2 separate regions of the Homo sapiens genome follow, and region 1 is linked to region 2. The links are chromatin contacts, found by Hi-C or POLR2A ChIA-PET in ENCODE. All regions are on one chromosome and are shown on one strand. Each heading gives the region's core, a stretch centred on a gene start or an enhancer-like site at or near the end of the contact. The rest is flanking DNA. Distances are from core to core; before and after follow the strand shown. Region 1 overlaps ETS1 (ETS proto-oncogene 1, transcription factor). Region 2 overlaps LINC02098 (long intergenic non-protein coding RNA 2098).

What was found. Hi-C counts contacts between places; a loop is a spot of excess contacts on that map. ChIA-PET counts read pairs that join two places held with the same protein, here RNA polymerase II (POLR2A). Pooled maps may share reads with other maps.
Region 1: a pooled map shows a loop between it and region 2 (2.7-fold over the local background). The contact joins two enhancer-like sites. A Hi-C loop is called at or near these places in 8 of 50 pooled maps. POLR2A ChIA-PET finds 5 or more read pairs at or near these places in 2 of 52 experiments (GM12878 and activated CD8-positive, alpha-beta T cell).

What each region holds. Positions count from the first base shown.
Region 1 is chr11:128,468,216-128,473,445 of GRCh38, reverse strand. All of the region lies in intron 8 of ETS1 (ETS proto-oncogene 1, transcription factor), which reads left to right. Among named protein-coding and RNA genes, the nearest start is that of MIR6090, 52 kb to the left of the region's middle. RefSeq lists enhancers at 878-1,172, 2,175-2,294, 3,113-3,212, 3,223-3,272, 3,573-3,692 and 1 more. Within about 2 kb of position 1,990, at least 13 of the 41 ENCODE cell types and tissues checked have a DNase peak (open chromatin) inside an H3K27ac peak, as active enhancers do.
Region 2 is chr11:128,237,596-128,242,832 of GRCh38, reverse strand. LINC02098 (long intergenic non-protein coding RNA 2098) reads right to left here. Exons shown (of 4, transcript NR_146647.1): 4 at 1,392-1,555. Among named protein-coding and RNA genes, the nearest start is that of LINC02098, 31 kb to the right of the region's middle. Within about 2 kb of position 1,977, at least 2 of the 41 ENCODE cell types and tissues checked have a DNase peak (open chromatin) inside an H3K27ac peak, as active enhancers do.

The DNA of each region.
Region 1 (5,230 bases), core at 741-3,240, 230 kb before region 2:
TTCTATACCATAGGCTTGTTGTGAGAACTAATGAATTAGTTTATGGAGAGCACTTGGAGCAGTGCTGGGTATACAGGAAGCTAGGCTCTAAGTGCTAGCTGTCACCTACATTCCATAGTATTCTCCAAACCTTTTATTTTTCCAGTATAATTCTAAGTTCCTTGAGGCCAGGGAACAACGCATTTTACTTATAGAATTGCAGTAATTGCTGGCAGTGTCATGGGGCGTAGCAGGCATTTAATAATAATTAGGTCTTTTCAATTATTTAGCTCAATCCCAGATGTATTAAGTTCCTACTGTGTGCTTAGACTCCTTCATATACACTGACTTTTTAAATCCTTCACCAAATATCACATGAGGAAGTTTCTGTTATGCCCATTGTATAAATGAGGGAATCGAGACTTTTTTTTTTCTTTTTAGAGGAGGAGGTCTAGCCCAATGTTACACAGCAAACAACAAATAAGATGACTTTCAGGGTTTTCACATGTCAGAAAATATTCAAAATACTGTGTTAGTTTGAGTGTGCCGGAAAGCAGGTGCCAAGACATGATTAGATGTGCAAGATGTTTACGGAAGGAGCATCTATGAAGGAAAAAAAGGCAGCGAAGAGAAGGCAGCGGAACCTTCAGACCATGCTGCAGGTCTGGAAGGAGGAGATTTGGGTAGAAAGAGCCCTCAACTGCAGCTCCATTCTAAGAAAACTTTGGCTGGGCCCAGGGGATCTTTGGGTCAAGGTCGTCTGCTGGAGGAGCTCTGTGTCTCACAGGGGTGGACCTGCATGCCCTCACTGTGCTCAGTCCCTGGCTGGAGCAGTCCCCAGGATGAGGGGTGCTGGTGTGGACATGGTAGAGCCAGTCAATTATGTTCCCTGAAGCAGGAGAACTGAGTAGAACAGGTAGTGTGACAGCTGCAGGGACCTGAGCTGTAAACATGGCTTGTTGAGACCAGCACAGCTTTTCCATGTGGCAGGACTCAAGACCATGTGTCCCGACACTCTCAGTAGTCCGTGATGGGCTTCTGAGTTCAATGCATGTTGTTGACTGTAACTCCCCAAACTTTATTGTCTTTTGTATGACTCACCTCTCCCTGAGAGATAATGAGAGTGAAAGTTCTCCTAGAGTGATTGAATGTGAAAGTTTAAACTCTGAAACAAGGATGGGACTTGCTTTGTTGGAGATGCTCACAGGGCACAGGTCTGTGGAGGTGTTTGACATTCAGAGCTGAGGCGGTGGAGTTTCTTATGGAGGCCTCTCAAGGCTAGGTTCTCTGTTCTTTTTTTCTTTAAAGGCGTAGGTAGGACACTTTCAGCTTATCACGTTATGGTGAAACAAAAAGTACTTGTTCCGCTACCTCCATGCAGTTGTTAATATTGTGTTTTGCTATTCAACACACTCTGGCTACGTTTGAGGAGTGTTCAGAGATTATATGCTGGATAAATGCTTACAAAATTCGGTGTGCAAATGATCACTTAGGATCTAGTTCAACTACCTTCCAAGGATTCTATTATACCTAACTAGTGATTTCTCTCATTGTTGACATGCAGGGAAAACTTAACCCCTAGGATAAAATAAATTCCAGAGAGCAAGTTGAGAATCCTACTGAGAAAAGACTATAATCTTCAGACTTCTAAAGTCCTGTTTTCTAACCCTGATCAGTGAACATATCTTTCTTTCTTCTCATTACCTACACACTTAGGAAGATTTTTCTTTGTACATTTATAGTGGCTGGAAAAACCTTTTCTTTGGTTTATAACAAAATTCTTATCCCCTTCCCCCAAATCCAAACCTAACCCATCTCTGGTGACTTCTTAAAAGAACCGGTTACCTAGAAGACATCAGGAGGAAAGAGCTATAAAGAAACCCACTTCCTGACTTGAGCTTCACTGGCTCACTGTCCAAGTTTGTGTCTGAGTGTTAGCTTGAATGTGTTAGACAGAGTTACTGATGGGTTTAGAAGAAAGAGGTGGTTGCATTTGAATAGAGACTGCCCCTTTAAGAGAGGAACAGTCCCCTTTCTCCTGCTGCCGCCCCCACACATGTGTACTTGAGCACTTGCAGGTGTGCAGAGCCAGAGCAAAAACAAAGGTCTTTCCCTCATACCCTAAAAATGTGTAACTGTCTTGTTCTCAGACCCAAGTCAGACTGGCCAAATAAGCCTCACTTAACCCTGTTCCAGGTGGGAGGACTCCACTGGCCAGTTGCCAGCCACCTGGTCTTGCTGTCAAGCCTGTCTTGGGCCCTGATGGCTGGACAAGAGGTTCTGCTTGAACCCCAGTTAATGCTGGTGGGACCCGTCTCTTTGGGCCCAAACTATTGGCATTTGTGGGGAACGGTGTTGAACTTGCTCTAGGTGAGCTCTATACAATACTTAGGTGAAGAATACTTGGTGAGGGACATGAATAACTAAGGAAAAAGGTGCATCGGGAAAAGAGGATCTAAGTCCATCTGTGGCCAAGATTTCCCTAAACCATATATGCCTGTGATACTTTCACTTGCAAAGCAGTTTGCATCTGCTGTCTCTTTTGGTGCGTGTGCACTTTTAACATGGGAACAAGGATTTCAGAGTCTTCCCTAACTTAAAAAAGTCCTAAATGCTTATTCTCATTGAAAATATTAAAAATTTTTACATTCGTATACTGTAACTTTTTTTTCCTTAACCTCCAACTTTCTACTTTTTCAAAGTTGCCATACGAAGGCCAATTTAATCCTTGGAAGTCTAATTAGATTTTTTCTAGTGCTTTTACAATTTTTTTTAAATGCATCTTTTTTCTTGTTTTTTACTGAAAATTGTTTTTAAAAATATATTTTCTGTTGTTTCATTCTTCTTTGTAATTCCATTATTGTATATTCAGTTGCTCCTAAATTGTTCACCTCTTTAAGTGTCTTTCTCTCTCTCTGTCTATATATATGTATATATGCAGATTTTTGTAATAAGGACTTAATTTACATTTTTATAAACTAAAGAGAAGCAGAGATTACTATTTCCATTTTAGGAAAGGAAAAAGTAAAGCCCAGAGAGATTAAATGAGTTGCATAAGATTGCATATGGTGATTCAGGTAAGAACTGATATCAAAGCCTCGTACCCTCAACTCCCTACCCGGGGCTTTCCCACAGGCATCATATATTTTAATTTTATAGGATGCCGTCATCACTCAGTACTCCACTGCCTGACATGTAAAATGGCTTTTATTTTTAAATTTTTTGACACTCCTCCTCCTTTCGTTTTTGATCTAACATGCAAGAGACATGAACTCGGCAGTCAAAGACTGGTTTTAACTGATTTGAGAGCTGTTTTCTCACTCTTTTTCATGGTTAGATACTGGCTATCTCAGCAACAAATACAAGTTTATAAAGTTGTTGTTTGTTCATCATCGTGTTCAGCAAGTATGCTTTCCAAACACCTGTCAGAATGTTCTTTGTTGTTTGAGTTGAATTATTGGAAGTTATATTCCCAATCACTGCCCTTGAGTTATTAGCCACTGATACAGGAACACGTTTATAGAATATACTGACACAGAGTGAGTCTTTAAACCACGGCCGTATTGGCCAGTTATAGAATGTTATACATGGAGTGTGTTAGAGATGAGATAAGATTGGGTCAGGGTGGGGCAAAGAAAATATACAACTCAGAAGAAATGAGAGACATAGAACTCAGCCAAAATATCAAGCACTCCTGGCCCTTAATCTTCTTAAAATAATTTTCTCAGGGTCTTGATTGCCAGTCAGTCCAGCAATACAGTTTCTTGAGTTATTCATCCTCAGGCAACAAGACTTTGTGCAGCTTCAGGTTGAGCTTGGTCCAGAGGCCAAGAAACTGTCAGGATGTTTTCTGTTTTGTCCTTAAACTTAATGGAAATCAGGAGATTTAGGGGCCTTTGTGAATGGTGATTTAGAAGAGGGTTGACAGAAAGGGGTGATGCTTGGACTGGGGAGTCACCCACCCCACCCTCAGAGGTGCGTCCTCCTGTGGTAGCATGAAAGGCAGATTGATACACTTGTGAACAGATGGGTCATTTCTGGATTCGAATGTTCTGTTTTTGCCATCATCGTTTGGCTGTGGGTAGAGACACCTGGCTGGAAGGGAGGGGCCAGCAGGCCTGTTCCTCTGTTTTAGGGCCACCTGCCAGATGTGTGCTATCAGGGCAGAGTCAGCCCTATTGCAAGGGTGACCAACCATGAGAGTTTCATAGGTTAAAATAAATGTGGTGTCCTGCCCACACCGAGGTATTTGATTTGACTTTTAGAATAGAGCTAAAGGGATTAGCTTCTTAAAGTAGCAAATTAACTCCCAAAGGACAGGTAGTCATTTTCATTTTTGGGAACACGTTGATGAAATGCAGCCTGAGGGTCACCCATATTGTTTGGCCCCAAATATTGTTTAATAGAGAGAAGCCATTTGAGCGGACTTTCTAATCCATATGCCTTTCTTCAGAGGAGGTTTGTTTCAGTAATGTAATTTAGAAAATATTTAATGAGTACCTGCTGAAGACAAGCTATCATACCTGGCATTGAGGATATATGGCTCAGTAAGATATAGTCTGTGTTCTCAGGGAGAACATGTCAAATGACACAGTCATTCAACAGCAAAGAATTTTTTGTTTGTTGGTGTTTGTTGGTGAGGCACTGTGCTAGGCTTTGGGTTGAAGCAGTGAAAAAACAAAGTCCTTGTCCTTACAGCATATATTCTAGTGATGGGAGAAATGGACAGAGACCAAACCAATGGGGTGGTCTTGGTGTAAGCCATGTACTATGGAAATATGAGGAGACTGCCTGGGAAGGTGCCTGCCCAGCGTTGACCTCCTTCTGTTTGGAAGAAAACTCCTGTGTTCTCCTCTCAGCAGAGCACAGGTGACAAGAGTGAGAACTTGTGGTTGAAATGGAAATGAGGAAGGAGTAGAAGGAAAAAGTGAAGTTCAACCTGACCCTGTTCACTTGCTGTGAGGATGTCCTTGTCACAGGCAGGCAACTCCCAGATCTGGAAAATGAGAAGAATGATACTGACAAATCGGGAAATGGAAGGGATTTCCATCAAGAGCATGTTACTAACACCTTGTCCTAGCCCATTGCTATATATGTATTTATGCTGCTCAGTTCTCAGCCTCAGGGCAAGGGACCAGAATAGCAGGGGATTTTTAATAACCAGCTCCTCATTGAGACAGATAGTGGGCCTTGCAGCTCCCAGACAAGGAAATATGACCCAAATGAGCAGTAATTTACTTGAAGCTTTACT
Region 2 (5,237 bases), core at 728-3,227:
AATGGCATTTTCAGTTAATTTTTTCTTAAATGTAATGAACTATAATAAAATGTAACTTAATGTGCTGAAATCTGCCCAATCTCTTCTGATACCCATGCATTACAGTACTGAAACACAATTGCCAAGCTACTACAACTGTTTTTGCAACACTGTATTTTATTTTAAAATGATAAACATGCTTGGCCAGCCAAAACACATAATTGTGAGTTACTGGATTTATTTTTTCAGTGTAGGATTTCAGTTTATTGGGAAACTAGAAGTTGTCACATTAAAAGTAAATTGTACACAAACAAATATGCAGTAATATAGTTCTGTGATTTCTTTTTTTTTTTTTGTGAGAGAGGAAGAGGAGAGGGTCTTGCTCTGTTGCACGTGCTGGAGTGCAGTGGCATGTTCACGGCTTACTATAACCTCCACCTTCTGGACTCAAGCCGTCCTCCCAGCCTCCTGAGTAGCCGGGACTACAGGCGTATGCCATCACGCCTGGCTAACTTTTGTAGTTTTTTGTAGGGACGGGGGGTTTCCCCATGTTGCCCAGGCTAACTCCAGGGCTCTAGTGATCCACCTGCATTGGCCTTCCAAAGTGCTGGGATTACCGGCATGAGCCACCACACTCGGCCGGTTTGTGGTATCTTGAACTCCTGAATTAAAGATTCATGAATATAAAGGATCCCAAATCTCTGCTTAGGGATTTTTTTTTTTTTTTTTTTTTTTTTTTTTTTGAGACGGAGTCTCGCTCTGTTGCCCAGGCTGGAGTGCAGTGGCGCTGTCTCAGCTCACTGCAAGCTCCGCCTCCCGGGTTCACACCATTCTCCTGTCTCAGCCTCCCAAGTAGCTGAGACTACAGGCACCCACGACCAAGCCCGGCTAATTTTTTGTATTTTTAGTAGAGACGGGGTTTCACTGTGTTAGCCAGGATGGTCTCGATCTCCTGACCTCATGATCCACCAGCCTCGGCCTTCGAAAGTGCTGGAATTACAGGTGTGAGCCACCGCGCCCGCCCAGGGATCTTTGTAACTGACATTAAAACGTAAATACTGATGTTCACATTAAGGAGCGTTTTGGCATATCATCATTACTAATGTATATTTTGCCCTTTGATTTGAAATCAATGAGTTGGAAAAGCATTTGTGTGTCTCACAGGGTATCTATAACAGCATGGATTAACATTTTGGGGTAAAACAAGTATGGAACAGTTTTTATGAGTTCTTTTTTCCTGTTAACTAATATTCACATCAGTGAAAACTTTGAATTCTCATCAATCTGTTTAAATTTTCTTATTATAATTAAGCACAACACATTTTCCCTTTTTTTAATTGACGTATAATAATTTTACAAGGTACATAGTGATGTTTTCATACATATCATGTATAGTGATCAGATCAGGGTAATTAGCATATTTATCATCTCAAACCTTTATTATTTCTTTGTGTTGAGAACATTTTCTTACAAACAGTTTTTCATGAGTTGGGTGGTTTTCTAGGAGAGACACTGAGTTTAGGCAGACCCGAGGAAAGTGAAATGAAAAGATCAGGGGTAGTATCTCTTGATGAGGCTGAAATACAAGCATAGTGAAAATTTAAACACAAGGCATTTTATTTCTTTCGATGATATTATAAAAAGAAAATCATGACTGAGTGATTCATAAATGAATAAACATTATTTTATTCACTTTTTTTTTTCTGTACAAAGTCCTGATTCCTGATTTTCCTATGACCTTATGTTCTTCAGCAGCACTTGTTTTTACAATTAAGAGCTAATTACTATCCTGGACCCCTGGAAACTTGTGAACTTTCCAAAGGTCATTATAACTTAGTATCGGCTAAATGCAGCTCGAGAAGGCCCAAATGAAACAAAACTTAGAAACTGTGTTCTTAATCTTGTTTATCATTAATCTGGAGACAAATGGACTTTATCTAGTTTATACGAAAACTCAGGCACTGGAGTCTGTGCACACACACACGCATGCACGTTCATGGTCAAATGTTTTGCCGAATCAGCTGAATGAAATGATTCATGGGAGGCAAACTTCTCTGTCAGCTACACATCAGATAATTGATGCTATTTATAATAGAAATGAAATAGGAGGCTAAAAACTAACAAAGAAAAGAATTCCTTGGAATTGCCGTTGTTTTCTTTGGAAGAAGGGAAGGAACCAGTGACTCAGTTTGGCAATACATTGATCTCATTAGAACAATGCCAGAGCATGGAGTAAAGCTGAATATATTGCAAATAAGTGTAACATTGAGACATATTTCACAACGGACTGTTTCCTAGCAATCAGATTCAGTATAGGGAAAGGGCTGTGACAAATTCAAACAGGGGAGAAAAGAGACCAAACACAGAATGAATCTCTTCTTCTTCTTCTTTTTTTTTTTTTTCTTTTGAGACAGAGTCTTGCTCTGTCGCCCAGGCTGGAGTGCAGTGGCGTGATCTCGGCTCACTGCAAGCTCCGCCTCTCAGGTTCACGCCATTCTCCTGCCTCAGCCTCCCAAGTAGCTGGGACTACAGGCGCCCGCCACCAGGCCCGGCTAATTTTTTTGTATTTTTAGTAGAGATGGGGAGAATGAATCTCTTCTAATCCCTTTTAACCAAACCCAAGAATCATGCCAATATTAAGAAAATGACAGAATGCTTTCCAGGTTATTAGAAATGTACTGTGAAGATGACATTTTTGTATGACTATGCAATGCAGATTATACAATATTTACTACACAATGTAGCCATAAGACTAAAAGAAAAGTTAACTATGATAATAGGTTTTATACATTAAGCACCTTTTATTGTTTTAAATATCTTATGTAATCTAAGTAAATTAATCCTCACAACAGACTTGAGAGTTTGCAGTATTACTTCTTTTGCAATTGTTGTGTAGGAGGTTTGGAGATGATAAGGATAAAAGGAAAATAATGTAATCTTTAATTCACAACACACCTGAAATGCAAGGGATGTGGTATTCCTTACAAATACCCAGATGACCATAATGAAGACACATGTATCTGAAATAACTTTGGTAGAGGAAAAAGTTGTTTCTTTGTAGATGAAAAATATTTTATAGAGACTTAAATTTTCATCCTGGGTTCATTCATTTCCAAACCTGCTTTTCCATAAAGTCTGTGAAATAGGAGACGTAGGAAGCCTCACGTCTACCGTTCAGTGTGCCTTTTGACCCCTAGTTCTCAATCCAGTGCTGGATGGGTGGGGTGTTCTGAATCAGAACCACCTACAGGAGCTTTTTCAAACCACACAGTCCCCCCATTGGCAGGAGAGATTCCATGCTCTGAGAGGAAGACAGAACCAGCTGAGTTATTGTATCAAAGGGGCTTCAGAGGAATATGAGTGTGCACAGCAAGGACAGTGCTATTCACCTCTTGTTCTTCATAAATAGAAAGCCTGATAGGACAGAGTGCTGATTCACTTCTAAGTGCCCCTTCTGACATCAGAAGGTGGGCTTTGTTTGGGCCCAGGACGAGTCTCTCAACACTAAAGTATTTCCTTAGTGATCTCATCACTCAGGGCCACCAGAAGACCCCATTAGAAAAGCTGAGTGGCACATTCTCACTGAAAAAGCCACAGGGAACTGCAGGTGGGGGACTCAGAAACATTCAGGGAGAGATGACAGACAACCTGAGACTATATAGAAGGGCTAGAATTCTAATTTGATACATACATCACCTGGAATTAAGTGTCCTGTTAATAGAAGACATTTGGAAGTTTCAGAGTGAGAGAGAGAAAGAAAGAGAAAGAGAAAGAGACATAGAGCAAGCAACTGTATGTAGATGGCAATTATAATCTTGATTTCAAAGACATCTTCCTTGTTTTATGACTGTTCCTTATTCACAGCTTCCTGTTTCTGTTATGAGTGAAATATGTATACTTGAATTTTGAAGATCTCGATTTGAGTGATCTTAAATTCCTTTCCTATTCTTCAATTAACTCTTTTTTTTTCTGTGTATTGGGTATCTGCATGTGTGTATGTATATGTTTGTACAGAGATATTATTTCATTAGTCAGAAAACCTGATCTAATTAAAAAACTAAATTGCCTCTTTATAAATGCAAGGACCAGTGATGCTGATGGTGCCCCTTTCACAACTGGCTTCTAGTTTCTCACATGATCTTTGTCTCTGGTGTTAGCTGGCTATGCAAGGTCTCTTCAGCTCACTGTTTCTTGGTGGGCTCTTCTATATAATGTGCCTGGTGAAACCTCTTCTGGATGTAAATAACTAGGATGTCTCTGAAACATGTGACACTTCCCCACTATTAACAAGGTAACAGTCTGATATTAACATTTATTTCTTAGTGTTTGTGGTATTACTTTTATCCTGTCCTGTTAAATCTGGGCATCATTTATATACATTAATAGTTACTGTGGGATAGGATGACCACACAGTTCATGATCCCTTTTATCATTTACTGAGCTTACATTTCATGAAAGATATTTAAGAACACATTCTATTTAATTTAGTGATCTTTAAAGTCATATTGTGTCCGGAATTGGTGGGTTCTTGGTCTCACTGACTTCAAGAATGAAGCCGGGGACCCTCGCGGTGAGTGTTACAGCTCTTAAGGTGGCACGTCGGGAGTTTGTTCCTTCTGATGTTCGGATGTGTTTGGAATTTCTTCCTTCTGGTGGGTTCGTAGTCTCGCTGGCTCAGGAGTGAAGCTGCAGATCTTCATGGTGAGTGTTACAGCTCATAAAAGCAGGGTGGACCCAAAGAGTGAGCAGTAGCAGGATTTATTGCAAAGAGCGAAACAACAAAGCTTCCACAGTGTGGAAGGGGACCCGAGCGAGTTGCCACTGCTAGCTCGGGCAGCCTGCTTTTATTCTCTTATCTGGCCCCACCCACATCCTGCTGATTGGTAACGCCGAGTGGTCTGTTTTGACAGGGTGCTGATTGGTGCGTTTACAATCCCTGAGCTAGACATAAAGGTTCTCCACGTCCCCACTAGATTAGTTAGATACAGAGTGTCCACACAAAGATTCTCCAAGGCCCCACCAGAGCAGCTAGATACAGAGTGTCGATTGGTGCATTCACAAACCCTGAGCTAGACACAGGGTGCTGATTGGTGTGTTTACAAACCTTGAGCTAGATACAGAGTGCTGATTGGTGTATCCACAATCCCTGAGCTAGACATAAAGGTTCTCCAAGGCCCCACCAGAGTAGCTAGACACAGAGTGCCGACTGGTGCATTCACAAACCCTGAGACACAGGGTGCTGATTGGTTTGTTTACAA